2 separate regions of the Homo sapiens genome follow, and region 1 is linked to region 2. The links are chromatin loops, found by intact Hi-C in ENCODE. Cell type or tissue: dorsolateral prefrontal cortex. All regions are shown on one strand. Each heading gives the region's core, and the rest is flanking DNA. Links, peaks and the distances in the headings are about the cores only.

Evidence for each region. A loop is a pair of places that touch in the nucleus more often than their neighbours do. Peaks named below come from ENCODE experiments on the same cell type or tissue, not always from the same donor. Only the 100,000 strongest peaks of a DNase experiment are listed, where the experiment ranks them.
Region 1: it touches region 2 in a loop (2.2-fold over the local background); 2 of 110 quality-filtered maps call a loop at or near these places.

Annotation. Positions count from the first base shown.
Region 1 is chr11:121,786,084-121,802,275 of GRCh38, forward strand. No RefSeq gene overlaps it. Among named protein-coding and RNA genes, the nearest start is that of MIR125B1, 310 kb to the right of the region's middle. In dorsolateral prefrontal cortex, for the core only: no CTCF peak of the experiment used is centred there; DNase peaks (open chromatin) are centred at 8,728 and 9,328; H3K4me3 peaks cover 1,064 bases; H3K27ac peaks cover 2,500 bases.
Region 2 is chr11:121,834,941-121,851,132 of GRCh38, forward strand. No RefSeq gene overlaps it. Among named protein-coding and RNA genes, the nearest start is that of MIR125B1, 260 kb to the right of the region's middle. In dorsolateral prefrontal cortex, for the core only: no CTCF peak of the experiment used is centred there; no DNase peak of the experiment used is centred there; H3K27ac peaks cover 445 bases.

The DNA.
Region 1 (16,192 bases), core at 7,695-10,194, 50 kb before region 2:
TTAGTTTGGCTGGATATGAAATTCTGGATTGAAAATTCTTTTCTTTAAGAATGTTGAATATTGGCCTCCACTCTCTTCTGGCTTGTAGGGTTTCTGCAGAGAGATCTACTGTTAGTCTGATGGGCTTCCCTTTGTGGGTAACCCAACCTTTCTCTCTGGCTGCCCTTAACACTTTTTCCTTCATTTCAACCTTGGTAAATCTAATAATTATGTGTCTTGGGGTTGCTCTTCTCAAGGAGTATCTTTGTGGTGTTCTCTGTATTTCCTGAATTTGAATGTTGGCCTGTCTTGCTAGGTTCAGGAAGTTCTCCTGGATAATATCCTGAAGTGTGTTTTCCAACTTGGTTTTATTCTCCCCGTCACTTTCAGTTACATCAATCAAATATAGGTTTGGTCTTTTCACATAGTCCCATATTTCTTGGAGGCTTTGTTCATTTCTTTTCATTCTTTTTTCTCTAATTTTGTCTTCATGCTTTATTTCATTAAGTTGATCTTCAATCTCTGATCTCCTTTTTTCCCCTTGATCGATTTGGCTATTGAAACTTGTATATGTTTCATGTAGTTCTCATGCTGTATTTTTCAGCTCCATCAGGTCATTTATGTTCTAAACTGGTTATTCTAGTTAGCAATTCCTCTAACCTTTTATCAAGGTTCATAGCTTCCTTGCATTGGGTTAGAACATGCTCCTTATAGCTTGGAGGAGTTTGTTATTATCCACCTTCTGAAGCCTACTTCTGTCAATTCATCAAACTCATTCTCTGTCCAGTATCATTCCCTTGCTGGTGAGGAGTTGTGAGAAGAGGCATTCTGGTTTTTGGAATTTTCAGCCTTTTTGTGCCAGTTTTTCCTCATCTTCGTGGATTTATCTACCTTTGGTCTTTGCTATTGGCGACCTTCGGATGGAGTTTTTGAGTGGTTGTCCTTTTTGTTGATGTTGATGCTATTGCTTTCTGTTTGTTAGTTTCCTTCTAACAGTCAGGGCCCTCTTCTGCAGGTCTGCTGGAGTTTGCTGGGGGTCCACTCCAGACCCTGTTTGCCCATGTATCACCAGTGGAGGCTGAAGAACAGCAAAGATTGCTGCCTGCTCCTTCCTCTGGAAGCTTCGTCCCAGAGGGGCACCTGCCAGATGCCAGCTGGAGCTCTCCTGTATGAGGTGTCTGTTGACCCCTACTGGGAGGTATCTCCCCATCAGGAGGCAAGGGGATAAGGGACCCACTTGAGGAGGCAGTCTAACCCTTAGCAGAGCTCGAGCACTGTGCTGGGAGATCCACTGCTCTCTTCAGAGCCAGCAGGCAGGAATGTTTAAGTCTGTTGAAGCTGTGTCCACAGCTGCCCCTTGCCCTAGATGCTATGTCCCAGGGAGATGGGAGTTTTATCTATAAGCCCCTGACTGGGGCTGCTGCCTTTCTTTCAGAGATGCCCTACCCAGAGAGGAGGAATCTAGAGAGGCAGTCTGTCTACAGCGGCTTTGCGGCACTGCGGTCACATGTGCTTTCTAATCCTTCCATCAACTTGCTTACTTATGAGTTCCTGCCCGTCCCTGATCCTCCCTGGGCTGTCCTTGTATGGTGACTCTTGAGTCTTCTGTTGACTACTTCAGAACTTTCCATGTCCTTGGCTCTGCTTTTGGTCATTCTTCCAGTTATCTATTGCTGTATACAAAAACCTATCAAACCTCTAAAAATTAGAGCCTTCAAACAACTCCATTTTGTCATATCACACAATTTTGTCAGGTATTCAGGCAAGGATTGGCTGATTGACATCAGCTGGGTCACTTGGTGGTTTTAGCTGGTAGCTAGTCCTCAACCCTTTGCTGGCACCTTGATAAGGATGGCTGGATGAGTTCTCTACTTCCAAGTAGTCTCAGAGCTTCTCTGTGTGATCTCTCCAGCATGGTAGTTGGACTTACTTGACAGCCCAGGGCTCCCGGGGACCACATTCTCTTGAAGGTTCAGTAGGTCTGGAGAGAGTGTAGTGTCTCCCCTCACATACTCTAGAGAGCAAAACAATCATAAGGCAGCCCAAATTCAAGGGAAGGAGCAATAGACTCCACCTCTTGATAAGAAGTGTGTCAGAGAGTTTGTTGCCACTTGAAAGTTATGCTACCTCTCCATTTTAGAATTGAGAATTTCTTTTCTGTGGACTCACTGAAGACTACCCTTAGTGCTGATGCCTTGTTCAGCTTTGCTGCTCCCACAAGGGCACTAACATAGTGAAAGGACCACGCTCTACTCTATGGCCTTTGTTATGACATTTGACATAAGTTTTCTTCTACTCTTAAAGAGTAGACGTGGAGCTACACCGTCTAGATTCCTCTTTAAGGACGGGCTTGCTGCCCAGTTATGGGAAATGCAAATAACAGCCTCTAGCTGCCAGCATCTTCAAGGTCTGCCTCAACTGTGGAGAGGTTTCTTCCCAGATATTATGCCTTTCCTGGGCAGTCCATGTCCAGCGACTGAGTGAGGCTGGCAAATCAAGGCCTGGTCACTTTGGTCCAGCTGTTTCTTCCTAGGCAATTCTGGCTAGTGACATTTACTCTAGAGCTCTCCATGGGGTTGATGGAGGCTTTGGCAGACCTGCACTGCAGTTTTACTTCTCCTTTTCCCAAATATGGCTTTCCTGCTCTTCCTTTCAAAGATGCTGATCCCCAGTACACATCTTGCACACAAGACTGTCTCAGCTTTTGCTTCCAGAGTACCTGGCCTGTGACATACCTCTATACATACGTATTATGTGTGTGTCTACCTCTACATACATATAGACATATACACATGTATATCTATACATGCACATACACAACAATCTTATGCACAAATACATAACTATCTTACACACACACACATATATATTTTAACTCAAAACACAAAAGCTTTAATTATTTTTGCAAAAAGCAAGCCATCTATTCACCTTGGAAATAATAATAAAGTACAAACAGCTTTGACTCTGCATTCGGACAAGGGTGAACCATGATATTTAAGAAGTGTTTTAAATCATGCGTATGGTGGCTACAGAGTAAAAGGAACAGAGAAGACTGAAGCTATTGTCAGGTGTGTATATGTCATCAGCACACAGTGGGGGAGGAGGGTCCTCACTAAGTGCCACTAGCCCTGGTAGCTAGTTAGTTTGTCATGAAGCACCATGATCTGGCATGGACCCCCAGCTGCCACTTGAGAGAAGGTCTTCATAGCAGACTGTGCATCTGTGTCACAGAAGATGGCTGCAATGAAAAACAGTGTTCATTTTTTGCCCTTCCATATGTACAAATGTGTGATCCAAGCAAGGAAAGTTGAGGATGGAGAACACTAGCCTTCACCATCAGTTCCCCTGCTGAAGCCTTCTCCAACAGCCCTGAGGTCTGAGAGCCTAATGAAGTCTATGTATATGTGTATATACACACACATATGTGTGTGTATGTGTGTGTGTGTGTGTGTGTGTGTGTATATATATATATATATATATATATATACACATATATATATATACACACACACACACACACACACAAATTGGTACCAATTTGGGTCTCCAAAAAGATGACTCTGTTCCTGTCCAGGGCTAATCACTTCTAGTTGACATGGGTTGTTTCTGTATACCCTGTACATCATTCCTCCATAGTTTGTTGGTGAAAGTACCATTCCTTCTGTGTGGGACTGAGGAAGTGCTCCTCCATCCATCCATATGTTTCTAATGGAAACTACCAATCACAATGCTTCACCTTCTCCCTTTTACCCCAACCATAGGGCAGAACACAAAACAGACTGGGCCAATCAGAGTCCTTATAGCATTTAACTGGAGTTGGGGAGAAACCCTTTCTTTTCTGATGGAAAAGTTGAAAAGATATGTATCAGAGGCAATATTTAGAATGAGTCTAGCCTATGCTAGTCTTTATATGACAGAAGAGCATACAGAAGGTACCTAGAGAGCAGCAAAAATGAGCCCATGATTCTGGAGGCATCGAGTCTCTGGGTACAGCCATTGCCAGCTACATTCCTACTTTAACTGGTTATGTAAGCCAATGTATTCCCATTTTGGCCTAAGTTTGTAGATGAGGTATTCTGTCACTTGCAACTAAGATTCCTATTAAATATGCCCCTCTAGTTGTGCTCTGTATTCTGTTTTTCTTTGCTTTTTAGGACCTTTCATCTTCAATAATCCCATCTTGTAGTGCCTTTATTCTGTTCCTCTTGACTGGATGCACAGAACAAATACAGATCTCACCAATGGTGGATAGAAGACCACCCATTGAATCCCCAGTTTTTTTTTTAGCTACATTTCTACTTTCAGCTTTTGCTGCATGGCTAGATTTATTTCAATAGGGGGCCATACACACCCTTATATCTTCACTATATTCTCTTAATCTCCTATAATGTGTCTTCTGTCATAACCTTTCTAATTAAACCAGTTATCTGCTAACGGCCACAACAACCTTTCCTCAGTCTCTTTATCTTGATCTATTTCTGGCATATGACACTATTAATCACTCACAGCCTTTCCACCCCCTGGTAAGACATGGTCTTGAACTTCTCTTCCTAGAGACCCCACATTCCACTGGCATTCCTGAGGAGCAGGGTTCTGGTAGAGTCATGAGGGAGGAGTTTCAGAGCATAAGAAAGGAGGAGATTCAACTCTACTTCAGAGGCAAGAGGAAGAGCCATAGAGATGGTTGGAAGAGCAGTGATAGAAATTGAGGGAACTTGGCTAAGTGCGTGGAAGACTAGGTAGAAATGTCAAACTTAAAGAAAGTGGGTAAATGTTAGAAATATTGTAAAGAACGAATTAGCAAGTCCAAAAGAAACAAATAGTATGGTTTTAAACTAGCATCAAGGGTCCAGATATGATAAGTAGCTTGGACTTGATCAGCACAATTTCATAGTTTTTTCCCCAAGTCCCAGAAAACAAATGGCAATTGCAGGCTTAGAGGCATCATGATAATGGCAGACTAGGGTCCAGACTGATTGAAAGTGAGGCCAGAAGAGGCTCTAGACATCCACACCAGGCAAATATTACATTAGCAATTTTGAGGGAATAGAAAATGTAATGGTAAGGAAGTGAAGCCGAAATATCTTAGAGGCCAGGTGTGGTGGCTCATGCCTTTAATCCCAGCAATTTGGGAAGCCATGGCTAGCGGATCACTTGAGGTCAGGAGTTCAAGACCAGCCTGGCCAACATGGCGAAACCCCGTCTCTACTGAAAATACAAAAATTAGCCAGGCATGATGGTGCACACCTGTAATCCCAGCTACTTGGGAAGCTGAGGCAGGAAATTGCTTGAACCCGGGAGACGGAGGTTTCAGTGAGCCGAGATTGTGCCATTGCCTCCAGCCTGGGTGACAGGGCGAGACTTCATCTAAAATAATAATAATAAATAAATAAATAAATAAATAAATAAATAAATAAATAAATAATATCTTAGAGAAGAAAAGCTCCAGTTGATGGCATGATCCATAATGTGGCCATACTTAGCATTGTGGTTCTCAGACTTTAATGCATCAGAATCACCTGGAAAGCCTGTTAAAGCAGAAATTGCTTTAACAGGTTTTAACATCATGTCTCACCCCTAGGGATTCTGATTCAACAAGTCTAGGGTGACTCCTGAGAATCCACATATTTGACAAGTTTCCAGATGATGCTGATGCTATTGGTCCAAGGACCGTGCTTTGAGAGCCACTGATTTTGTGATGAGAAACAGAGAGGAGGTGAAAGTCCTTGATGTTGAGGAGGTTGAGATCCTGTGAGGCCAAGGTCATCAACCATCAATATATGGTTAGTGTGCTGATGGAATCTAATGTGAACAGGTGCTCAAGGCATCAAAGTTCAGAAGATGACATGACGAAGTGAGGGAAGAGTGTTGCAAAGGAGGAGGGCTCTTGTACAATGGCTGCTGAACAATGCCCCACAGGGAAGACTGGGGAAGAAAAAACAGATTCTTTAGGAAAGGCATTTGAGATCCATTTTATAGTTAAGGAAAAGCCATGTGTCTGTTAAGACAGTGGGGTGGAAAGAATGCTTGTGTAAGAACTTGAGTCTATGTGGGAGTTTATTCTTTAAGCAGAGCAGGATTCCACAGGACACTAAAGAAGGGGCTAGTTGAAAAGATGGGATGAAATAGGAGGGGTGGAAGGAAAACTGATTTGGATGCAATTGGGATGACTGATGGGAAAGTAGGGGGGAAAAGCCAAGGTGGGTGAGGTCTGTGCTTAGGCTGGAAGTATGGATACTGGAGCTGAAGGAAGATTGCGTTTGGGGCCATAGTAAGGTTGCAGACCTGTGTTAGTCATCAGGGGAGGAGATTGCTGACGAGGCATTCTACCTTCATTGTGGGAATTTGAACCACCCGTCTGTCCTGTTGCATGGGTGTTCACCTATGTCTGTTTTTGCTTTGACAAGGTCTGCTTAGCTTCTAATAAGCATAATGTGATTGAGTGGAAGGTGGGCAAAGGGGCTATAGGTGTAGCCAGGCTAAGGCTATGCCTGTATGGATTTTACTTTTTTACCCTACAAGCTTTGTAGTATAGTGGGCACAAGTAAACATTTGTTGAAATCTTTGATCCATACAACTGATGCCTTTTACTATCAACATTGTTGCATAGTGTGGCCTGTGTCTGATTGCATATGACACTGGGTTAAGAACTGAAACAGGAGAATTCTAGGCTCATCTTAGAGGTCCAGTGAGTAGAAGAAACATTTTGAAGCAGACATAGCATTGGTCACTGCTAAAATGGAAAGATGACTGAGCAAAGAATCAAGACCTTGTTTCCACTCTTTTTGTGACTTTGGTGGTGTTTGGCTCTGTAGTTTTTAAGGACCCTTACAATTGGAGACAATATTGTATAGCAGAAAGAAAGTGGCCTTAAAATTGGCTAGACTGTGATCCTCATCCCTCTGTAGATCTTGGAGAGGTTACCCCATCTGGTTTTCAATGTCTTCATTTTTAAATGAAAAAAAAAAAAGGAAAGAATGAAAGATAACTGATCGTATAGGAATATTGCAAAGATCCTAGCGCATTCCTGGGGACATATTAAGTGCTCAATAATATAACTTACTTTTTTTTCTTTTCTTCTGCAGTCTCCACTTTTACCTTTACAATTTTACACATTTTTTAGGGGTCACGGAAATAATATCACACTGTGTGGAGCACAGGGTGTAGTTGAGCTGTATCCTCCCCCGAAGTGCCCACCTCATTACACAAGACTTCTAACTGCTGTGGGAGTAATTTTCTTATTTGACAGGAAGTTTCCTCCATATAATTAGCTCCATTTTCATGCTGTACGTGCTTATAAAGCAGAACTTGGATGTTCTAGAAAGGGAAAGCTTCTCAGAAAAACAGAGATTACATTTCCCCATACGTATGTATGCACAAGTTTGAAATTAAGAGGAAAGGACTTTTGCCAAGTCTACATTGTGCTTGGACACTTGTTCTGAACCTAGAAATTTTTGGCAGCTCTCATCCTATGCACCTCCCTTAATGTGTCCTTGGACGGGATGTACGTTGGAAATTCATAGTTTATTTTCCCCATGCTTCATCTTTGTGCATTTCCCTGATGGTGTCAATTAGCAAAAAAAGGGGAAGGCCTTCATTTCCAATGTTTGCCACTTCTTGGTGAGTGCATGCTGGCAATAACTTTCTCTGACAGCATGAATGCTTTAAAACTTTGTTTCAAAACAGTTTGAAGAAAACCCTATTTATAACAGACTCTGTGTAAACTTTGACTCTCCCAGAAAAACTTGGGTAAAACTCACCAAATGAACTGAAGATGTAGGGAGGAACACAGCCATACTTGCTATGTATTTCTCTCCTATTTTGGGACTTTGGGTGGGGGCTCGGGGGAAGAATGACTCCTTGTGCAGTAAAGAACTTATCGAAGGTGCACTAAGGTTTGCGCACTATGAATTGCTACAATAAAATTGAGACTCTAGCAGAAACCTTCTATGGCAATTCAGTTGAAGAAGAAATAAGGACCTAGTGAGCTGGCACCCTCTTTCACTCAATATGTAAATGTGGCTGCTGTCAGCGCATGATTTACTTAGGCCTGCCTTGTTTTGTTTCTGTCATAGAATGTTTCTCTTTGAGATTCCTTGAGTTAGACGCTGCAAGTCAGGAAAATAAATTTATATCGGATGAGCAAGAGGGAGTTGGCTTGATACTTCTTCTTATAGCAGTGTTTGTGTGTGCATTTTTCAAAGGATACAATTCTGATTCCAGGGATTATTTTCGTTATGTTTTGATGGAAGACGGAGCTTGGTAGAAGAGGTAGGGGGAGCAAAAAAAATCTGAACAAAGTGGGCTTTACTGTTTGAAGGGGACGCATGTGACCCCATTCCTTCACCACAATCGTCTTTTGCAGTGGTGCATTTTTGCAATGGGGAGCTAGGTTTGTCATATCTTCAATACCAATGTGATGGCCGAGTTCTTCTCTTAAGAGAGGAATTTAGAGAAACACCACCCCTAAGCGCCTCTAGGGTTACAGGCCTAAGGACTCTTGAGTATAAGGAGGTGCCAAGTAGCAGGCGAACAAAGACTGGGATGTGCAGCCTCTTTCTGGACTGTCTGCATCCTCCCTCCCTTTATCCTGGCGCTACCCTTGCCTTTGCTATTTTGCTTTCTGATGCATTTGGGGCTCCTAAACACACTGGTCCCACAGAAAGAGGCGAAGCTGGCATTTGCGTGGCTCCTCTTGTCTTCTGCAGGCTCCGTTCCCAGAACAGGTTGGCCTGGTTCAGGGTCTTCCATTCAAGAGCACCAAAGCAATCCACATCTTCACTCCGAGGTCCCAGGGCAGCCCCCGGCGAGGCGGGTCGTCCGAGTTGCCCCTCGAGCTCTCCGAAGAGGCAGCCCTTAGCCTCGGAGCTCGGGGTAGTCCGAGCAGTCCTCGCCTACACTGCGCAGCAGACACTCCTTCCTCCATGACTGTTCAAGGGCGGGGGTGGGGAGGGAGGAACGAGCAGGCCATGAATATTTAATCGGGGAAAAGTAGGAGCACATTATTTGGATAAACTACTTAATAGCAGGGCTAGCCCCTCCTCAGACGGGGGTAGGTGCCGCATCGCCAGCCTAGCACCAGACGCCTGCGCGCTTTCATCTTTAATCGTCTCTTCTCCGTTTCCTTTGAGTGGGGATATAAGAAGGCTCCTGTCTCTCCATCAAACCGCATCTCTAATTTAAACAGCTGTTAATAAGGGTTAAATCTGCAGGCTGAGCTGGCCCTTCACTTGTTACTTGCAAAGGGGGAAAAATCAATGGAGCAGGAAGCCAGAGGGGCGTCCATTTTGAAAAGCTGTAATGAATTACGTCTCCTTAGCAAAGCTGGCAACCTCCAGGCCTGCTCCCACAGCCTGCCTTTCACATATCCGAGCCCTCTGTGACACATCAGATTTAATGAGACTGCACAGATCTCAAATAAGGAAGGGGAGCGCTGCTGCTGTTGCTGCTGGGGCACTTTATTGAGGAGGATCAGAGAAAACTCGCTTGCTTTAAAAAAAAAAAAAAAAAAAAAAAGCCCTTAAAGGCAAAGGATATTTTTGGGGGAATAGGAGGAGGTCCCTGATTCGGTGTTTCAGGTCCCCTCTGGAGCATTTTAACAATCTAATTCAATGTGAGCTTTTGGGTGTCAACATTAGCAAACAGGCCTCCAAACCTCAGGACCATCGAAGACCAAGAGGATTGTGGAAGGTAATTAGGGACATTTTGAGTTAAGCCACCTCCCATCCCCCTTCCCAAGACCACTAAAGGCAAAAAGAGATGCTCTGTAGCTGTCTTTCCACGCGATGAATCACCTTCGTAACTACATTTTCCAAATCAGTAATTAAATCTCTTATTTGGCCAAATAGGACTGCATATTTGCAGACAATGGGGAAGAAATCTTGAAATCTAGAAAATTCGGCATATGTATTGCATATAGGTTTAGGAGAGAGCATTATCTGGGCATCGACAGACTTTGGTTCAAGTGTTGGCCCTGTTGCCAATTCACGTATCTTCTGTAATTAAATACTATAGCCTGGATCTTCAATTGTTTATTAAATGAGAGGGTGAGGATAATCTATAATTCTACATTGAGATTTAGAACCCAGGGTCAGTCTTGAAAAACAAAAAAAGACCATAATGCTAAGCCAATAAACACTGTGTGAGCCAGACACATCTCCTGGGAAAAGCAACATATCTCTTTGGTGAGTCCTTTCTCAACTGTCCTAGAAAAACTATTCTGGCATGCAAAGTCCAGGTACGGCATTCCAGACCCTCTTTTTCCTCTCCTACTCTCTATTGACAAGAAGATTTTTCTTATGCCCCGTGTAAGAAAAATCATAATAAGATGACAGCTGACATTTATAGCACTATTATCACATGCCAAGCACTGGGGCCGAATGACTTACGAGCATTATATTGAGAGACATGGTAGATAAGAGCACAGACAGAAGCAGGATCACTGCTGAGTTCACATCACCACCATGCCACTTCTAGCTGTGTGATCTTGGGCAAGTTAATTAATTAGCAGTGCCTGGCACATAGTAGGTGCTATACAAGTGCTAATTTTAATTTCAAAACATTCCTATGGTGCAGGTATGATAATCTCCATTTTGCAGATAGGAGCTTATGGCTCAACAACCTGCTTGAGGTCACCTAGCCGATGAGTAGCTGTGCTAGGAATAAAAGCCAGTCCTGTCTGCCTCAAAAGCCTGAGCTCTCAGTCAGTACTCTCATGTTCCAGTTGTGGTCTTTTTAAAAAGTCTTTATTCAGAGCCGTGTGAACCAGAGCAACTCCATCTTGAATGGGGCTGGGTAAAATGAGGCTGAGACCTACTGGGCTGCATTCCCAGATGGTTAAGGTGTTCTAAGTCACAGGATGAGACAGAGGTCAGCACAAGATACAGGTCATAAAGACCTTGCTGATAAAACAGGTTGCAATAAAGAAGCCAGCTATACCCTCCCAAAACCAAGATAGCAACGAAAGTGACCTCTGGTTGTCCTCACTGCTGCACTCCCACCAGCTCCACGACAGTTTACAAATGCCATGGCAACATCAGGAAGTTACCCTATATGGTCTAAAAAGGGGAGGCATGAATAATCCACCCCTTGTTTAGCATATAATCAAGAAATAACTATAAAAATAGGCAACCAGCAGCCCTCGGGGCTGCTCTGTCTATGGAGTAGCCATTCTTTTGTTCCTTTACTTTCTTAATAAACTTGCTTTCACTTTACTCTATGGACTCGCCCTGAATTCTTTCTTGCACGAGGTCCAAGAACCCTCTGTGGTGATCTGGATTGGGACCCCTTTCTTGTAACATTTGTGCTTTAGTGGAAGTAAACTCACCCACCATTGTTAGAGTAGAAACTGTTATTCTGCCTTCTTCAACCTCGCTTTCTCAAACTCTCGGGCTTTTCTTTGCCCAGCCCTTCTAGCTTTTCTTTTCAGCCTCTTTTTGGTAGGTTTGCATCATATTTCCTGTTTCAATCTCTGTCCTCATTTGCATGGCCTTTTCTTTGAGGTCACTGCATCTTTTCCTTGAGATTCCATTTTGAGACCTGCTTTAAATGTCTCCCTCTGTGCCATTGGTTAGGTGAGGAGGGAAGCAGGCCTGCAAAGAAGGATGGGGGTAGGCCCAATGTTCCCAATTGGAATTGAAAAAGAACCAACTCATCAGGTAGGTCTGAATCACTTTGCATACCAAATGTCAACTTTCCCAAGCACGGAGTCCCAGAAGAAGGAGTTGGAAGGAAGGATCGCACCTATTCCACATGAATATGGAGAAAAGGCCCTGGAGGATGGGTAGGTGAGGTTAGAAAATGTAGCATTGTGACACTGTGGCCTTATTCGAAGAATACTCTAGAGGAGACCAGTGAAATTATCGTCTTAGTTCTTTGGGCATAATATTTCACTTATTTTCTTCCCAGTTAAAAATTAATATAGATTGTTCAAACTCAAGAGTCCAAAAAGTTATGCCAAGGTGGTGAAGTCAGCTGCTTGGTCTGTCAATTCCCTGGCTTCATACTTTAGCTCATGGTCTGATTTCATCTCTGGGTAGACAGAAGAGAGACAACTTATGCATATAGTTTGCAATTTACTTATTTAAAAGTATGTTTTCTTTGTGTTCTGTGTCTTTGTATGTGCATCCTGATTCTGCCCATACCTCCCTCTTAGTGTTGAAGCTTCCTGCGTGTTAAGACCACCTTATCTCTACTTTCCTCTGTGTCCTCTGGCTCCTGCTTCAATAACAGGCCCTATCTGTATCGACTGTTTGCTTGGAAAAGTGTTTCTTGGTATAACTGTTTCCAGAGAGGACTTTCCTCTTTTTTCTGCCCTTTCTGGTTCTCATCACTCAATTCTGGCAGTGAGTAGACTCTAAATAGATCTTGGTTTTGGGAGTTACTCAGATTGGGATGAACACACTCTACATCTAGGGGTAAGACCAAATTAATTAGATGGTGTGGGTTGTAGCAAGTCTTATCAACTGATGTAGAGAACTAGATGGGGCTTCCTCTGATTTGGAGCTAGAAACTGAGCAAAAGGCAGAGATCTGATAATGTCATTCAGGAATACCCTAACAATTTCAATAAACTGGTGGAACATAGAGACCACAATAGTAAGAGTGCCACTGAACTCTGAAGCACTAAGGAATGGCTTAATCCTGCGTTTTCTTTGGCCATATTATTTCTGACTAATGAAGTGGGGGATGTAAAAGGAAAGCAACATCAAGAATACAGATAGATTTAATGCCAGGGAAATCTGGGTCTCTAAGTATAAGAAATTATCGAATATGGAACCAGTATACTGGGTCTTGGAACAAAGTAAATTCTCAAGGTTTGTTTGACCTGATGTTTCCTGCAAATATTCCACACCATTCACGTATTTTCTTTCTCACCTAGAGTTGAGAGGTGGATGATTTGAGCCTCTCATGTTGACAAAGTATCAACATTTTAGCAGAGAGAAGATAATGAATGTTTGTATTTATGTTTTCGTAGCTGTGAGTTCATAGTCCCCAATTGTGGCACTGCGATTTAAAGTGGAACACCACAAAGTTCAAAGTTAGCTTCTCACAGAACCACCACTACTCTGTCTAGGCTGGAAGTGGTTTCTGGGCCTCTAACAGTGGTACATTTGGAACGAATCATAATACAACATACCTTGATTGTCTCTTGGTGTGTAAAGCCCTTAGCACATTGCTTGATACATAGCAAGTACTCAATAAGGGTAACCATAATCACTATGGAGAATATTCATGAAGGATAGCGTAACAAGCTAGTTGCAAAAGAACTTTGCAAAATAGCTTCTTGCTGCAGAACTGTAGAGATCCAGAAATAGTAACTTGGCATTTCTGACTCATCTTTAGCTTTATGATGAAAAAAATAAACAAACAAATAAAAACAACCCAACAAAACTAATGGATCAATTCTATGATTTTACAACTGGTCAGTTTTATGAAAAATATTTTTACGTGTAAAAGAACTGTCTGAGTTCATTTTCTGCTGCTAGAACAGAATACCACAAACTGAGTAATTTATAATGAACAAAAATGTATTTGTTGTGTGGTTCTAGAGGCTGGGAAGTCCAAGAGCATGGCACTAGCATCTTGCGAGGGCCTTCATGCTGCATCATAGTATGGCAGAAGGCAGAAGGTGGAAGTGAGCATGTGAGACAGAGAGAAAAAAGGGGGTGAACTCTTGAGATAATGGCATTAAGCTATTTATAAGGGTGAAGCCCTCATGACTTAATCACCTCTTAGAGGTCCCACCTTCTAATACTGTCACAGTGGCAACTACATTTCAACATGAGTTTTGGATGGGACATTAAAACCATAACAATTACACTTGCTGGTTAACTTAGAATAATTTCTCCACTATCTTGAGTGAGATGCAGCCTGTATGTGAGCACAAGTAGGATGCATGGGTGCTTTCTGCTGCTGTGCCTATCACTAGGATTGTGAACTTTGGCAAGTCTTATGGGATTTCTAGGGTTAAAGACCCAAATGGTTAAAAAGTGAAGACAAACCTATGAAAAACACCTAAATTCTAAAAATTAACACCAATCCTAGCTGGAAGTAAACTAAGGAACTTGGCCATGGTAGACATGGCCAGGAGAAGAAGAAGGTCTCTAGAAAAGCACTTATAAGAGCACAAAGGGACAAATGGACAATAAGCCCTTTTTGCTACTCAAGGGCAACGCTTGACTGTTCAATGCCAAAGGCTGGGACAATCCTAAGGACAAGGATTAGATTTTAGCTTTCTGCAGCTACTTCAACAAATATACCAAAAAGGAACTGGGGAGATGAAAAAGAGAATTCTGTTCTCTAGGCAGACTGGCTAAGCATCATGTTTACACTTCTCCATTTCCCACCACTCCACATTGGCTCCATCCCTGTGATGCCACATTCCAGGGAGGGTTCCAAGGCCTCCTCCACTGCTTTCCATTTCCCCTTCTGAAAAAGTAAGATAAAGAAAGCAAGCAAAAATGATGGGAGACAGGAAAGGAGGAAGGAGGGATGAAAGCATGAAAAGATAGAAGGAAGGATGGAAGCAGGGAAGGAAGGAAGCATTTCTTCCCAGGCAGTAAGACATTTGAGTGATTTATGAAGCTTAACCCAGAGAAGGGAAAGTTGAGGGTTAAAAATCTAAGAAACGAGAATGCAAAACATCAAGACTCAATAGTGCCAAGAGGTTAGGTCTATTGAAAAGCCAAGGACATTTGGCTGAGTGTGTGGTGAGGGGAAGTGGTATTGAATTCAGGCATTTCAACTCTGCGACTTTGGGCGAACTTCAAAACAAATAGGCTAAAATCCTAGCTGTGGTGCAGAGCAGTGTTGTATGTCCGACAATCCCCAGGGTCTGCCCTTCCTCCCCCTCCCCTGAGTCCCCCGTGACCCCCCCTCCCAAACAGGGCTGTGAAGGAATGTAGGTGGAATCCGCTGAGGCTGGGGCTCTACCAGGGATAACAGAATTCACAGCCTGAGAGCAGGCCAGCCAGAGTAGCTTAGAAAGACAAAGGGTTTGCAATGTAGGAAAAATACTAAGCACCTTATTCTGGATTCTGTATCTGACCCCAAAACTTCAAAATGTTTTATTGTTTTCCCTTGAGTTTTCAGCTCTTCCTACATTATCTGCTTCCTCCTTTTAATTTGCTGAGCTCTGTTTCTCTACTCAGTGAGGAAGACAGGTGGGCTGGGGAGGCCGGGAGAGGGGAGAGAACTAAAGAAGCCGGAAGGAGCAACTCAACAACTCGACCTTCTTCAGCTGCATGAAAATAATTCCAGATTTGAAAAGGGCTTTGGCGAGATTCATTGTTGGGGCGGGGTGGGGGAGCTGTGACTTTGCCAAACCATCTTTTGTCATTCACTTCCCTCATACCTAGGTTTCTCAGTCACCCTGAGACCGACTACTCTTGAAAAGTTAAATCAGAAGGAAAACACAGTTTGGAAGAAGGTGTTTTACAAAAAAAAAGAAAAGAAGCTGCCTGATTTATGTGATCTGGCAAAAGGGAGGTTGCGTCATGAATCAAAAGCCAGTGTTCGGGAAACAAATGAGTGAGAATGAGGCAGGAAGGAAGAGGAAGGAAGAAGAAGGAAAGAAGAAAGAAAGGAAGGTAGGAAGAAGAAAAGGGAAGAAAAAACAGAGAAAGGAAAGGTGAATGCACCATAAATAAACCATAGTTTGAGTTCCTGGAGGATAAGTAAATGGGAAAAAGAAGTAGAAAGAACTAATACAAATGCATATTTAAAAATTATCCACCATTGTCTGTTAAAATTACTGTGCTCAGAACGAACAGCCTAACATAGACATGAACTTAAGAACTCACCTTTCAAAAATGGACAAGTTGGAAGTGTATAGCATTTAAAACAACAACACGCCCCTCACCCGCTCCCCCCCATTTGTTTATGCAGTGAGATCCCCCTGGGCTTGTGAGCCTCATATTCAAAGCAACAAGAAGTCAATAGTTGAACTGTGTCAATAAGAACAGATGAAAGCAACAGCCTCTGATTTAAATGAAAATAGGATACAGCGTGAACTATTGTTTGCTCCATGACTTCCTTCTAATTCAGTTATTATCTTGAACCCAACCCAATCTACCTTATAAAAGCATGAAACTCAACTCCCAGGCTGTTTTCACCCGGAAAAGCCTTTAAGCCCTTTCCCCTCCTACATGGTCGTGAACTACGCATTTGGAATACATATGATTGATATTTTAAAAAAACACTGAGGCATGCTT
Region 2 (16,192 bases), core at 8,954-11,453:
GCACTATAGACCAAATAGACTTAACAGACAAATCTTAGAACATTTCATCCACCAGCTGCAGAACACACATTCTTCTCATCATCACATGCAACATTCTCCAAGATAGCCCACATGTGAGGCCCAAAAACTAGTCTCAAAAAATATTTAAAAACTGACATTATATGAAGCATCTACTCAGATTGCAATGGAATAAATCAGAAATCATTAACAAGAGGAACTTTAGACATTTTGGAATACATGAAAATTAAATAATATGCTCCTAAATGAACATTGGGTCAATGAAGAAATTAAAGGAAATAAAAAACTTTCTTGAAACAAAAATTTAAACACAATGTACCAAAACCTATGGGATACAACAAAAGTGGCACTAAGAGGAAAGATTATAGAGATAAATGCCTACATCAAAAAAAGTAGAAAGATTTTAAATACATGACCTAATAAGGCACCTCAAGGAAGTAGAAAAGCAAGAATAAGCAAATCCAAAATTAGTAAAGAGAAATAAATAGTAAAGGTGAGAGGAAAACTAAACAAAATAGAAACTAAAAAAAAATCAACAAAACAAATTTTGGTTTTTAAAAAAGATAAATAAAACCCACAGACTGTTAACTAGACTAAAAGGAAACAAAAGAAAGGAGACCCAAATAAAATCAGAGACAAAGAGACAACTGATATCACATAAATGCAAAGGATCATTAGATACTATTATGAACAACTATATACTAACAAATGCAAAAACCTAGAGGAAATGGCCAATATCCTGTACACATATTATCTACCTAGATTGAACAGGAAGAAATAGAAAACCTGAACAAATCAATAATGAATAAAAAGGTTGAAACAGTAATAAAAAGCCTCCCAAAGAAAAGCCCAGGACCAGATTACTTTACTGCTGAACTCTACCAAACTTTTAAAGAAGGACTAACACCAATTCTTTTCAAACTGTTCCAAAATATTAAACCAGAAGGAATCTTTTCTAATTCATTCTATGAGGCAAGCCTTGCCCTAATACCAAAATCAGTGAAAAATGCAACAAAAAGGAAAACTACAGACCAATATTTTTGATGAACATATATTCAAAAATTTTCAACAAAATCCGAGTAAATCGAATCCACCAATACATGAGAAAGATAATACAGCATACTCAAATGAGATTTATCCAGGAATGCAAGAATGATTCAATATATACAAATCAATAAATGTGATATACCACATTAACAGAATAAAGGACAAAAACCATATAATAAACTTAATAGACACAGAAAAAATATTTGATAAAATTCAATAGCTTTTACTGATAAAAACTCAACAAACTGAATATAGAAGTCCATATATGACATAAAAACACTAAAGGCCATATATGACAAACCCATAGGTAACATCATACTAAATGGGGAGAAATTGAAAGCTTTTTCTCTAAGATATGGAACAAAACAAGGGTTCTACTCTCAGCACACTTATTCAACATAGTACTTGAAGTCTTAGCTGAAGCAATTGGGCAACAGGAAGAAATAATGGACATTCAAAATGAAAAGGAAGAAGTCCTTGTTTGCAGATGACATGGTCTTATATTTGGGAAAACCTAAAGGCTTCACAAACTCTTAGATCTGATAAACGAATTCAGTAAAATTTCAGAATACAAAACGAACATACAGAAATCACTAGCACCTCTGTACAATAATAGCAAACTATCTGAAGAAGAAATCTAGAAAGAAATCCTATTTGTAGTAGCCACAAAAATACCTAGAAATAAATTTAACCAAAGAAGTGAAAGATTTCTAAAACGAAAAGTATCAAACACTGACAAAAGAAATAGAAAAGGATAAACAAAAAAGAAAGATATCCCATGTTCATAGACTGGAATAATTAATATTGTTAAAATGTCTATACTACCCAAAGTGATCTACAGATTCAATGTAATCTCTATTAAAATTTCAATGAGATTCTTCACAGAAATAGAAAAAAATCCTAAATTTTGTAAGGGACCACAAAAAATCTTGAATAGTGAAAGTAATCTTGAGCAAAAAGAACACAATTGGAGACATCACACTAACTTCAAAATATACCACAAAACTGCAGTGACCAAAACAGTATGGTACTAGCTTAAAAACAGACATATTAGACCAATAGAACAGAATAGAGAACCCAGAAATAAATCCATGCATTTATAGCCAAATCATTTTTGACACCAAGGCACCAAGAACATACTTTGGAGGAAGGGACAGTCTCTTCAATAGTTGTTGCTGGAAAAACTGGATACTCAAATGCAGAGGAATAAAACCAGGCTTTTATCTCTCATTATTTTGAAAAATCAAATGAAAATGAATTAAAAATTTAAATTTGAGACCCAAAACTATAAAACTACTAGAAGAAAATATTGGGGAAATACTTCAGGACACTGGTCTGGGCAAAGTTTTTTGGGTAAGACCTCAAAAGCATAGGCAAGAAAAGCAAAAATAGACAAATGGGATTACATCAAGCTAAAAGGTTTCTGCACAGTGAAAGAAACGATCAACACAATAAAGAGACAGCTTACAGAATGAGAGGAAATATTTGCAAACTGCCCATCTGACAAGGGATTAATAACTAAAATTATCTAAGAATCTCAAAGACTCAATAGCAAAAATCCAAATAATCTGATTTAAAAATGGGCAAATGATTTGAATAGACATTTCTCAAAAAAGACACAAATGACTGACAGGTGTATGAAAAAAAAAGATCAACATCTCTAATCATCAGGTAAGTGCAAACTGAAACCACAATGCAGTATCATCTCAGCCCAGTTAAAATGACTTTTATCAAAACCAAAAAATAACATGCTGGTGAGGATGCAGAGAAAGGGATGCTCTAATACACCGTTGGTAAAATGGAAATTAGTACAGCCATTATGAAAAATAGTATGGAGTTTCCTCAGAAAACAAAAAATAGAACCACCATATGATCCAGCAATCCTACTGATGGGTATATATTCAAAAGAAAGGAAATTAGTGTATCGAAGAGATATCTGCATGCCCATGTTTTTTGCAGCACTATTCGCAATAACCATGATATGGAATCAACCTAAATGTCCATCAAAGGATGAGTGGATAAAGAAAATGTGGTATTTATACACAAAGAAATATTACTCAGCCATAAAAAGGATGAAATCTTGTCATTTGCAGCAACACGGATGAGCCTGGAGGACATTACATTAAGTGAAATAAGGCAGGCACAGAAAGATTAATAACGTGTTCTCTATCATATATGGAAGTTACAAAAGTTGATCACATGAAGGTAGAGAGTAGAATGCTGGTTATTAAAGGGTAGGAAGGGTTGGAGGAAAGGAAGGTTGATGAGAGGCTGGTTAATGCATATAAAAATACAGTTAGAAAGAATAAGTTTTGTGTTTGATAGCACAGTAGCATGACTATAATTATCAATCACTTATTGTATATTTCAAAATAGCTGGAAGATTTGGAATATTCTTAAAAGAAATAAATTATAAATGTTTGGGGTGATGAATATCCTAATAACCCTGATATGATCATTACACAGTCTGTGCATGTATCAAAATATCACACGTACCTCATAAATATGTACAATTATCAGTAAAAACCCAGGAACATAAATCTGCCTTTTTACTGTACTTTTACATTCTTCATATTTTCTTCCTTGACTCAAGGATGGTGATGCCAAAACACTTGGAGACAAACTCAAAGAAAAAATGGTGTCAGTTATTTGGATTTTTCTAATTCTCAAAATATTTGATCTCATGTAGCCCAAACACCCAGATAATTAACCAAAGCTGCCTCTGCAAGCATGGCAACCAAACTGCTACTAAGCCATTTCAGCCAAACCAGTCAGCCCTGGCTCCAGGACAACTGTGATTTTTTGACCCTTGCCAATTCCATCACTGTGTGGTTGAAACACGAGGGCCCATCTGCCTGATTGAGTCCACTCCACCTTGGAAGAAGCCTCATTTCTCTCTTTTAGGTTATGTCCTGCTGTTCTGTCTATAGGCAGAATCTGAATTTTAATATTTTCATATGGAGTTTGGGTGAAATGATCAATGGGCAGCCCTTCTTGTCTGGGCTTTTTGCTGATCCCACCCTTTGGAATGCTGTGCAAGTCTGTCCTTCCTCCCCATGGAGGTATTCAAACATTCTATTTTCCAGACTCTGGCCTAAGATATAAAACCTTTCTCTCACATTCCACTTAAGGCCCCTTTTTCCATGCTATGAGAATTGTTTAATCCTCTTCTACGAAGTACCCTTTGCCGCCTTGCCTTTGTCTGCCATAGTAACACTGCCTGCTACCATGTTAAGAGTAATATAGATTTCTTTAACGTTGTGTCAAGAGAAATCTTAAGACGGTCCCTTTTCTCTTCTTTGTAATATCTATTCTTGACATTACGGTGAAGATGTTTTTCTCTTAAAACAACTGAAAATTCTCTGCACTTTTGTTCTGCCTGGATTTGAGTACCCTGTCATTTCTTTGTGGTCCTCAGTTTTATTTTTGCTCTGTGTCACTGGAAATGATGGTGTCTCACTCAGCAGTGTTTGCTATGAAGATCTCATGAGCCACTGTATCCTTCTCCCAGCCAACCGCAGAAGAAACTCAAATTCTTCTGACACTGTTGCATTTGGAGATCCTTGCAGCAGTCAAGCTCACTGGATTTTTGCAATGTTCCTTCTCCATGCTTTTACCAACAAAGCTTCATGTTCCCCTTGTTCTGCATTTTACTTCATCTGGATAGGGATCTTGTGGCTTTTGTGCCCTAGCTTAACATTCCTCTGTATCTGTTCAATTCTCCCAAATAACTTGCAACCAGCTTAGTCTTTCCTAAATAGCCCTTCTGGCTCCAGCAACCTGGGTTCAGCAGTTCCTTTTGGCCTAGCTGTTCTTGCTTCCCATGAGTTTATAGGGTGGACCCATGGTGCCATAGAAGGGGCATTAGCTGGACTGGTAAATATCTGTGTGACATTGGACAAGTTATAGTACCTCTGTGGGGCTTTGTTTCTTCCTCCTAAACACATGGACTGGATTAAATTATCTTTAAGGGGCCTTCCCTGCTGGTGAGACATGCTGTGAAATGTTGGGGCTTTTCAAAAGCTCTGGAATGTACTGCTCATGGGAAAATTAGTTGAATCAGTCTATGGTAGTCCCTGATGATAACAATTGCAACAACCTTTATTTCTGGACAAGCGAACTAATTGTTTTCTTCAATGTTCTTGCTAGTGCTACCTTAAGATAGACTGAAAGAGTTAACCCATTTTATTTACTATCTTCTCCAACCATTTCATATTGATTGGTCCATCTCAAACTAATGAATATGAACTTTTTAAAAAAACAAGCCATTCATTCTTTAACTCATTTGATCACCAAAACGCTATGATAGACACTATCTACATCCTTGACAAATTTATACTGCAGCTCACTTAATTTTATTGACCATAGTCTGTTTAAAAAGAGGGTCAATTTTTGCCTGCATTTGCCATATTTGCTTTCAAAGCAGTCCTTTACCTCCTTGGGTTACTTTAGGAAGCAAAAATTTTTAAAACACAGCCAAAGTTGCACAAGATTCATTCAATTTGGGGTAATTCTTTCAGTCAGGTTGGCTCTAGGTTCCTATGAAGTTGGTGTGATTCAGTTCACTAGAATCAATGCTAGGGTTTCACTTGGAGACATTGGCCTCACTAGAATTTCAATGAATACCCTTTGAGAATGTGTTACTTTTTATTATTGATATCACAAAAAAATTGGCTAACTAGGTGTGTGATTCTGACAGTAAGGAAAATAAGATATTTTCCTTTCAGGTAGAGTTTTCTTAGGCTTCTTTGTGAGCAGAGAAGGGAATTCAGTAGAAAACGTGAAAATGGCAATGTCATTATCATTACTATTTAAGATGCTGTGATTCAGTAGCAGAGGAATAAAATGCTTCAGACTTGCCTGCAGAGTGCCAGATAATCAATTACCCAATTATTCGGACAGATGTCTGACCTATGATTCTATATACATCACCTGATTGAAAAGACATACTTCTCTCTTTGCATAAAGGATAGCTACTTAGTATGGTAACTTACATGGTATTGTGGAATTCGAGAGCCAGAAGTGGCTTTTATGAGCCAATAGCACATTTTTAGAGGAGGTAACTTTGAAGAAAATGTTCCAAACAAGAGAAGAAATGGAAAAGATAGTCTGAAAGATATCAGGTGAAAATTACTCCTTGCCTAAGTAGAGAGTAATAATATAATCATAAGATAATTATAACCTACTTGGAGCATAAAGCAAAGCTGGGCCCCACATGGCTCTCCTTTCATTTCATCACTACTCTGTGCTTACCTTGTCTTCTTTTCAGGCTAGGATTTCTTCACTCCAACCACGCACACCCACAGCTAACTTTACTAACTCCTGCCTCTAAGCCTTCATCCCAATCTTTTCTCAACAGCTGGAACGTTCCCCTTGTTTCTAGCCATGACTCCATAAACCACCCTGTCCTAAAAAACTGTGCAGGATTCCCCTTCAAACAGTTGCTTTATTTTCATTTTTAGGCATTCTTCACGGATATTTGTCTCATCTTGCCCACTGGTCTTTAAATTATTGGAGAGACAGAATTATCCCTCTTCTTTATCTTTCCTTACCACATTTTGTCCTATCTCTTCTGCTTTTTGAGATGTGAGTTGGCAATATTTTTGATAGAAAAATAGTCTTCTGACCAGAGCAGTTTAGTTTCAGCAAGATATAATCCTAGGCTACTCAATGCCTTACAATGCCTGCATGTGGAGAGTAAAAGACATTTTGGGGTGACATTTGATCCCTCCCATATACTTGAAATACAAAGGAGCCTAAATGTCAACCAAGTTTTAGGTTACTTACAGACAAGCTTTCCACTTCAGTGATTTCAGAAATTGAGTGGATTGTTCTTTGTCTCATAAACAATTCATTTTTAAGATGCTGATGGCCTCAGCTCTGGCTTGTGGCCAGCTTCAGGAAGTGTGGTTCACAAGCCATCAAGGCCTGTGCATACTCCGCATTCTTTGAGTAATGCAATTCTGGACCAAAATCGATTCCAGAAGTCTGATCTTCCGAGAGGAGGCAATGCTCTGAGCTGGTTGAACAGCCCCCTCCAGCTCGCCCTGCCCACTACTTCAATCGGCCTGGAAGGGTTAAGCAACCAATCAAAAAGCTAAGCAAGCAGTTTGGTGAGACCAAAGTTGCAGGGATCTGAACAAGTAGATGAGCTTGGCAGCTTGTGTTTGAAGAATTTGTTTCATGTTTTGGATAAAGTCTGGGAATTTATCCTTCAAAATTCCTTAGATTTAGTAACATGTCAATGCACTGTGTTAATGCAAGGAGTTTTCTTTCTCTTTTTCTTTTCTCTTTTTTTTTTAAGGTTAAAAGCCGCCTTCCATTTTAAGTATGCGTAATCCATCCAAATCCTGCCTAAGAGAACAAAAGGGGTGCCGGTAATTTTCTCTTTCACAAAATGCAGAGACTTCCTCTCTGTCCTCTCCAAGTACCATTCTATGAAGTGAAGGGAAATTACACTCCTCACCATTGAAAAAGAGATTATGCAAAATGAGAAGGTAAAGCCAATCGCCATAATACAAATACAAATACCCGCTTAATTCCTTCCATCTAGAGCCCTGTACATTTTCTTTCCAGATGTGGATATATATTTGGAAGTATATCCACATCTGCCTTTAAAAAAAAAATTCTATTATCTTGTATTTTTAAGGGCTCATGCACAGTAGAATCTTCAGTAGGAACATCATGAGCTCCAGCTCTGGGCTCCACATCTTGCTAAACTCATCTCTTTTCCTTAAATATGAAACATCTCCACTGAATCACCTCACTGGGGGCTCCAAAATTCACGGTTTATTTTTTATTTTTATTTATTTATTTATTTATTTATTTATTTATTTATTTATTTATTTTGAGACAGAGTCTGGCTCTTGTCCTCCAGGCTGGAGTGCAATGGCAGCATCTCAGCTCCACTGCAACCTCTGCCTCCTGAGTTCGAGCGATTCTCCTGCCTCAGCCTCCTGAGTAGCTGAGATTACACCTGCTACTACGCCCAGCTAATTTTTGTATTTTTAGTAGAGACAGGGTTTCACCGTGTTGGCCAGGCTGGTCTTGAACTCAAGACTTCAGGTAATTCACCCACCTTGACCTCCCAAAGTGCTGGGATTATAGGTGTGAGCCACCGCGCCCGGCCAAGGTTTATTTTTTTTAGGTAGTCTTGCCCTTTCATAATTTGGGAATTGGTTATTCAGTTCTTCTTTCTTCCCTTACATGCACACATAATGAGTTGGGATGACTTACTCTTCAGTGTGACAAAGTAGCAGAAGCCTCTTCTGTTTCCAGCCCAGACACTGGGATCGGACAGGAGCCTTTCCGTGCTCTGTGGAGCATCTTGGATTCATGTTAGGACTACAACAAGACAGGACACCTGCAGTAAATGTTGGGTAGAACCCTCTTAGAGCTGGGGCTAATGGAAGGATGCCTGGAAATCCAAGAGTGGGGAATTCAAATGCGTTTTTTGTTGTGGAAGCTGAATTTATCTTTACTGCTTTTCTATGGTCAATATTAGGTCAATTTGCACTTCTTCAGAGTTGGTGCCAATGTGCTAAAGGGAATGATGGGTAATAGGCAAGAGCTAGCCTAGGGGTAATTATTGATCTCAGATTATTTAAAATATTGATTCCTTCATTTATGAGTTAATTAATTGACAGTATTGGTCGAGGTGCTGCTCTGCAACAGGCACTGTGCAAGAAGTTGAGAATAATTGTAAATTTGAATTATCCTCAAGTTTCTTATAGTGTAGATATGTTCTACACTCTATGAAATATTCTGCACAGAATGAAATATTCTGTGGCCTTTGCTGTAATGAAATATTATTTTGTTTGAGAGAACGTATGAATAAAATAGTGCAAGTTTCTAAGTCTGAATGTGTTAAAATGCAGGTTCAGCTGTGATTAACCCACTAAAAACCTTTGAAAACCATGGCTTAACCAAGACACATTTATTTTTCTTTCACAAAAATAAGTCTGTAGGTAGGTAGTTGAAGGCTGACATTATAGCTTTAGAAGTCAACAGAAATCTGGGCTTCTCCTACATCCTTCCATGGCTCCTAGCTTCTACCTCATGATCCAAGATATCTTTACTTTGCTCCAGCTATCACATGCTCATTTGGCCAGCAGGAAGGAGGAAGGGGGAGAAGAAAAGACAACGCCTCCTGCAAAGAACAGTGGTCAGTTGTATGCTAACACCTTACTGGCCAGAAATTTGTCACATGGTCACACTCAACTGCAAGGGAAGCTGGGAAATGCAGTCCCTATTGGGACTTATATTCCTAAGGAAGAAGAGAATATAGTCCTGAGTTTGAATCCCAGCTGTGTTGTTTACCAGCTAGGCCACCTCTGGTGAATTAGTCTTGTGAATCTGAGTTTTCTTATCTCTCAAATGGAAAGATAATATCAAACTTATATGGTTATTGCAGAAGTTGAGTAATAGTGCAGCTTTATAATATCTAACACACAGCTTAACTGTACTTGCTATCTGTAGGAGCAGTTACTATTTGGACAAGATGTCATTGTGGGACAAAAAGGGGAGTGTTGTATCTCAGAATGTCAGGAAAGGATCCAGAGCAGTGATCACTGACAGCTGAAACATTAATATGTGTGATTCTATTGTAGTTCTTATTTAGTTAAAAAGCTCATCTCAAACTAGAACCGCAACAGTTGGCATAGTTGTTTCTTATTTACTTCCCCATCTCTTATTCGGGGGCCTATTCACCAGTTCATGTCTGTTAGCTACTCAGTATCTGCCTATCTGTCCCATTCTTTTAATTCCTACAGCTATCACACTACTTCAGCCCCTTATTGTCTTGTTGCTTGACTGAGGCAATAGCCTCTTAACTGGTCTACCTATCTTCATTTTGTTTTTGTTTTTCCAGCCCTCTCCCCTCCCTCCACTCCCAAGAGTGATTTACTAAAATTGTAGATGCATGGTTCTTTATGGTTTGCAGAATGAAGGAGAAATGCCTCAGCATGGAGTTCAGAAATTCAACCGATTTTTCTAGCCTCATCTCCACTTGTCCCTCTACAGCCTATCATACTGGACACAATGGGTTTTATGCTGGTTTGCATTTGTTCACAGTGTTCTGAGCCTGTATTCTCCTCCCTTTCTCTACTGACCAGCTAAATCCTACTTATACCTGAAGATGAGCTAAGATGTTACCCACTTCTTGAAGATTTTTCTTTGTCTCCTTGAGTAGATTTAAATACTTATTTCTCTATATTTTCACCATACTCAGTTTGAATTCAATTACATTGAACAAATACTTCTTGAGGGCGTTCTATATATTAGATATCGAGCATAGTCCCTGCCCTGAAGGAGCTCGTAGGGGAAAAGAAATGTAAGCAGACTGTGACACAACATGATTATACCACACCAGAGATATGTATAGATGGTAAGTAGGTAATACAGAAGAAGGACCGAATAACTGGGAAACAGGTGGGGAAGGAAGAAGAGAGAGTACAAGGAAATCTTCCCCAAGAAGATGATGTCTGTGTTGGGTTTTGAAGAAGGTACAGAAATTATTGAAACAAAAAAGGGCAAGAGGGAGAGGCTGAGAACATCTGAAACAGAAGAAACAGTTAGATAACATTTGTTAGGGAATTATAAGCAGCCCAGCATAATTTGATAGCTAACATAATTACCATTCACAAAATGCTCACTATGTGCCAAGCACTGGGCAAAAATGCATTATATTCTTTATCTCCTTTTACCTTACAGGCCCTGTGAATAAAGTTTATCTCTAGTTTATAAGTAAGGACACTGAAACTGAGAATGGTTACATAATTTGCTCAAGGCCAGACGTTTAGGAAGAGATAGATACGGCATTCAAATTCAGACATATCTGCTCTCAGTGGTGCTGGGGGTGGAAAGCAGTAGAATAATGAGATGCAGGATTCGTTAGAAGTCAGATGCCAAGGCCGGGCATGGTGGCTCACTCCTGTAATCACAGCACTGTGGGAAGCTGAGGTGGGTGGATTGCCTGATGTCAGGAGTTCGAGACCAGTCTGGCCAACATGGTGAAACCCTGTCTCTACTAAAAACACAAAAAAATTAGCCGGATGTGGTGGTGTGCACCTGTAATCCCAGCTACTCAGGAGGCTGAGGCAGGGGAATTGCTTGAACCAGGGAGGTGGAGGTTGCAGTGAGCTGAGATTGTGTCACTGCACTCCAGCCTGGGCCACAGAGCGAGACTCCGTCTCAAAAAAAAAAAAAAAAAAAGTCAGATGCTAAACAAAGGAATGTGGACTTTATCTTTAGGCGATATGTGTTGGGAAGAGTGTAGACCCTTGGGGGAGGATGCATGATTAGATTAGTGTTTTGGAGAGATGACTTTTTTGGCCATGTAGAGGATGAATTAGATCAGGTTATTCCATATTTTTATTTAATACTTTTATCATCAACACTATATTAAAGTCAATAATTTTTGCAATTACTTTTCTGGTGGATGGGGCTATGTTTTTTTTTAATCCCTCTCATGGAGTTTGTTAATTAATAAATGAAGTAATGAATTAATGCAATTTTAATTTAGAAAGTTTCTATGCATGATAAGGAGACCAAATAGCCACTTACCTGATTCTATTTGCTGATGCCTAAAAAATGTCATGAATAAAAATAAAAAATGGTCACTAACTTTGGAGATAAGACTTATGAAGTATGAAAATACAGCCAATATGAGGGGAAAGATTGCTAAGTGAAATCTTAGCAAAAGTGGAAGTGAAAAACGCTCTAGTGTTTAGGAAACTTGAATTTGAATTGTAGCTCTGCCATTTCTTAACTGTGTATTTGGGCAAATTCCTTCACCTCTCTGAGCTAGATTTTTCCCATCTCTACAGTTAGAGTAACTTTTGAGTGATTCAGAGAAGGCACAAAGAAGGTGGATTCTAGGTACTAATAATGTTTAATTTCTTGATTTGAACAATGGTCGTATGAGTATGTCCATTCTGTGAAAAGTTATCAATTATACTTTTATGTGTATATATTTCTGCATGTGTTTTTTTATTTTGAAAAGTAAATTTATGAAAGAACACAAAGTAAAGAAAGTGTTTTTAACTTAACTTATTGTTTTTCCAGATTGGGTAATCAGTGGTTATAATTATTGATCCTTAACAGAAATAAAAGTATAGATGTCATATCAAAAGACAAATATCATGAAGACTAGTCCATGAACTCTTTCGAGCAGCTACTTAATAAATTAAAAAGAAACTATAATAGAGGGACTGCTTGTCAAACATGTTTATCACTACTTCTGAAGCTCCACTCAAAGAACAGCAAAAAAAAAAAAAAAAAAGTGCAAATCTTTTTTGACAAAGAAAATGGGAGAGTAAGTACATGGTAGAAAATAAAAGTCAGTAATATTTGAAAGTTCATTTTTATTACTTTTGATTTTGAAATAGCTTAATATCATGATCAGTTGCAAAAATAAGTACAGAAAGTTCCTGTGTTTCCTTTAACCAGCTTGCCCTAATGACAAAATTGTACATAGCCATAGTACCTTTTGAAAACCAGGAAACTGACATTGGTACAACACTATTACTTAAGTACAAATCTTATTTGGATCTCACCAGTTTTTATATGCACTTCTTTTTATGGTGTATAGTTCTATGAAATTGTATCATATGTTAGATTTGGTGAAGAGTCATCAGAATTAGGATACAGAAATATTCTATCACCAAAAAAAAAAATTTCATGTTATACCTTACTAGTCCCTCCCTTCTGTCAGCCCCTGACAATTATTGATCTGTTCTTTCTCACTACAATTTTGTCATTTTGAGCATGTTATATAAATGGGATTGTATAATAGATAACTCTTTGATATTAACTTTAAAAAAATTCAAGTTGCTACATGTATGAGCAGTTTGTTCCTTTTTGCTGAATAGTATTCCTTGACCTGGATGTACCAGAATTCTTTTTTTTTTTTTTTCTTTTTTTGAGATGGAGTCTTGCTCTGTCAGTCACCCAGGCTGTAGTGCAGTGGTGCGATCTCGGCTCACTGCAACCTCCACCTCCCAGGTTCAAGCAATTCTCTGCCTCAGCCTCCTGAAGAGCTGGGATTACAGGCACCCACCACCACACCTGGCCATTTTTTGTATTATTAAGAGAGATGGGGTTTCACCATCTTGGCCAGGCTGGTCTTGAACTCCTGACCTCGTGATCCACCTGCCTCGGCCTCCCAAAGTGCTGGGATTGCAGGTGTGAGCCACCGTGCCTGGCTAGATGTACCGGATCCATTCACTTGTTGAAGTGAATTTGTGTTGTTTCCAGTTGTTGCCTATTATAGTAAAGCTGCTATAAACATCTGTGTACAGGTTTTTGTGTTGACACAACTTTACATTTTTCTAGGCAATATATGCAGAAGTATAACTGCTGGATCATATGATCAGTATATGTTTAATTAATAAGAAACTGCCAAACTTTTTTGGTGACTATATCAGCAATGTGGGAGAAATGCAGTCACTCCACCAGCATGTGGTTATTACAAATATTTTTATCATCAGTATTAATTTCAATATTTTAACTTTAGCCATTCTAATAGATGTGTAATGATATCGTATTTGGAGCTTTAATCTGCATTTTCCTAATGGCTAATAATGAACATCTTTTCATGTTTATGTTTGTCATCCACATATCCATGTATCCTATTTGGTAGTGTCTGTTCAAGTTTGCCACTCATTTTTGAGTTAGATTGTTTGCTTTTTTACTGTTGAGTTTAGAGGGTTCTTTATGTATTCTGAATACTTTTGTTATTTATATATATATATATATATATATATATAAAACATATATACATTGCAAATATTGCAAATACTTTCTTAGGATCTTTCATAGAACACATATTTGTAATTTTGATAAAGCTCAATGTATTAACTTTTTTCTTTATGGATCATTCTTTGGTGTCATGTTGAAGAACCCCCTGCCTAACCTTTAGCCATGAAGATTTTCTCCAATGTTTTCTTCTAAAAGTTTCAATAATTTTATGCTTTACATTTATGTACATAATTCATTTTGGGTTAATTTTTGTACAAGATGTAAAGTTTAGATTGAGGTTCATTGTTTTGCCTATCATTGTTCCAACAGCATTTGTTGAATAAACAATCCTTTCTCCATTGAAATCCTTTTGCATCTTGCCAAAAAGTAGTTGGCAATATTTGTGCAGCTCTGCCGTGGGACCTTATATTGTGCTCCATTGTGCTCTGAATCATATGATCAGCATATGTTTAACTTTATAAGAAACTGCCAAACTTCTCTGGTGACTATATCAGCAATGTGTGAGAAATGCCTCTATATTGTGCCTTTACCAATACAACACTCTTGATTATTGCATCTGTATAAGTCAAAATCAGGTCATGTTATTCCTCTACCTTCACTCTTCTATTTAAAATTGTTTTGGCTATTGTAGTTTCTTTGCCTTTTTATGTAAATGTTTGTTAGCATCAGCCTGTCAATACCTGCAAGTAATCTTTCTATGATTTTGATAGAAATTGCTTTAACCCTATAGATCAATTGAAGGAAAATAGATATCTTTACTATGTTGAGTCTTCCAATCTGTCTCTTCACTAATTTAGTTCTTCTTTGACTTCCGTCTCATTGTTAAGGGAGCCCTAAACAAAAGGTTCTGTTTTTTTTTTTATGGACCCTTAGTTTGGGGAGAGAGTGAGGGTGGGAAACTACTAGTAGAAAAGTACTGAGTATTGAGCCAGAATGGGGAAAAGGGTCTTCAAGATTTCTTCCTCCTTCTCCCATAAAGAGACTCCCAACATCATAGTATCAAATATTAAACTAGTCTTTTATTCCTGCAATAAACCCAATTTGGTCATGGTGTTCTATTATTTTTACGTATTTCTGCATTTGAGTTGCTAATATTTTGATGGGGATTTTTTTGCATCTTTGTTCAAGAAGGATATGGGCCTGCAGTTTTTGTTACTTCTTTTATAAAAAAATAATAAATTCAATTTCTCTAATACTATAGAATTACATGCCTTATCTATTTTATCTTGAGTGAGTTTTGGTAGTGTGCCATTTTGAATGAATCAGTCAATTTCATTTCAATTGTCAAATTTACATATGCAGAGTAATTTGTAGTACTTTGATATTTTTTTTTTTTAATGTCTGTTGGGTCTGTAGTGATATCCCCTTTTAGTTCCAGTATTGTTAACGTATCTTCTCTTTTTAACTTTGTTGGATTTGCTGAAAGTTTTTTGAATTTACTATTTTTTTTAAAGTATCTGCTTTATATTTGATGAATTTTCTGTCTTGTTATAGTTTCTTTACTGTTTTGTTTTAAATTTTATTGACTTCTGGACTTATTTTTATTATATCATTCCTTTTGCCTATTTTGAGTTTTTCTAGTTTCTTTAGGTGAAATTTTAGATTATTAACCTGCTTTTTCTTTTACAATATAAGCAGTTAGTGCTATAGATTTCCTTTTCAGAACTGTTTTAGCTGCATCCCCCATATTTTAATGTGTTATATTTTTATTTCATTTCAGTTATATGTATTTTTAAATTTTAAATTTGCTTTGAGATTTTTCTGTTTGAGCCATGGATCATTTAGAAATACCTTGTTCCCTTTCCAAGTGTTTGGATTTTTCTGCTACCTTTCTTTTATTAATTTCTACTTTGATTCCATGATAGTAAGATAATATAATTTGCATGATTGTAATTCTTTTAAATTTGTTAATGTTTGTTTTATGAACGTCCCATGAACATTTGAAAAGAATGTGTATTCTGTTGTCTTTGGGTGCAATTTATAAATAGTCAGTTTGATCCCATTAGTTGAAGGTATTGTTCAGTTGTTCTAGATTCATGCTAAAATTTTGTCTCATGGTTCTATCAATTACTGAGAGAGGGGTTCTGAAGTCTTCAACTATATTTGTGGATTTTTCTCTCTCTCCATTTTTCTCTGGTAGTTTTTGTTTCATACATTTTGCAGCTTTGTTTTATGGTGCATACACATTTAACATTGTTATGTCTTCTTAGTGAATTCACCCTTTTATCATATGATGTCCTTATTTGACTCTGCTAATTTTTTTTTGTTCTTTCATCTATTAACATAGCCACTTCAGCTCTCTTTTTATTAGTATCTGCATGGTATTTTTTCCCACCCTTTTACTTTATTTTTAAATTCTTATTTATTT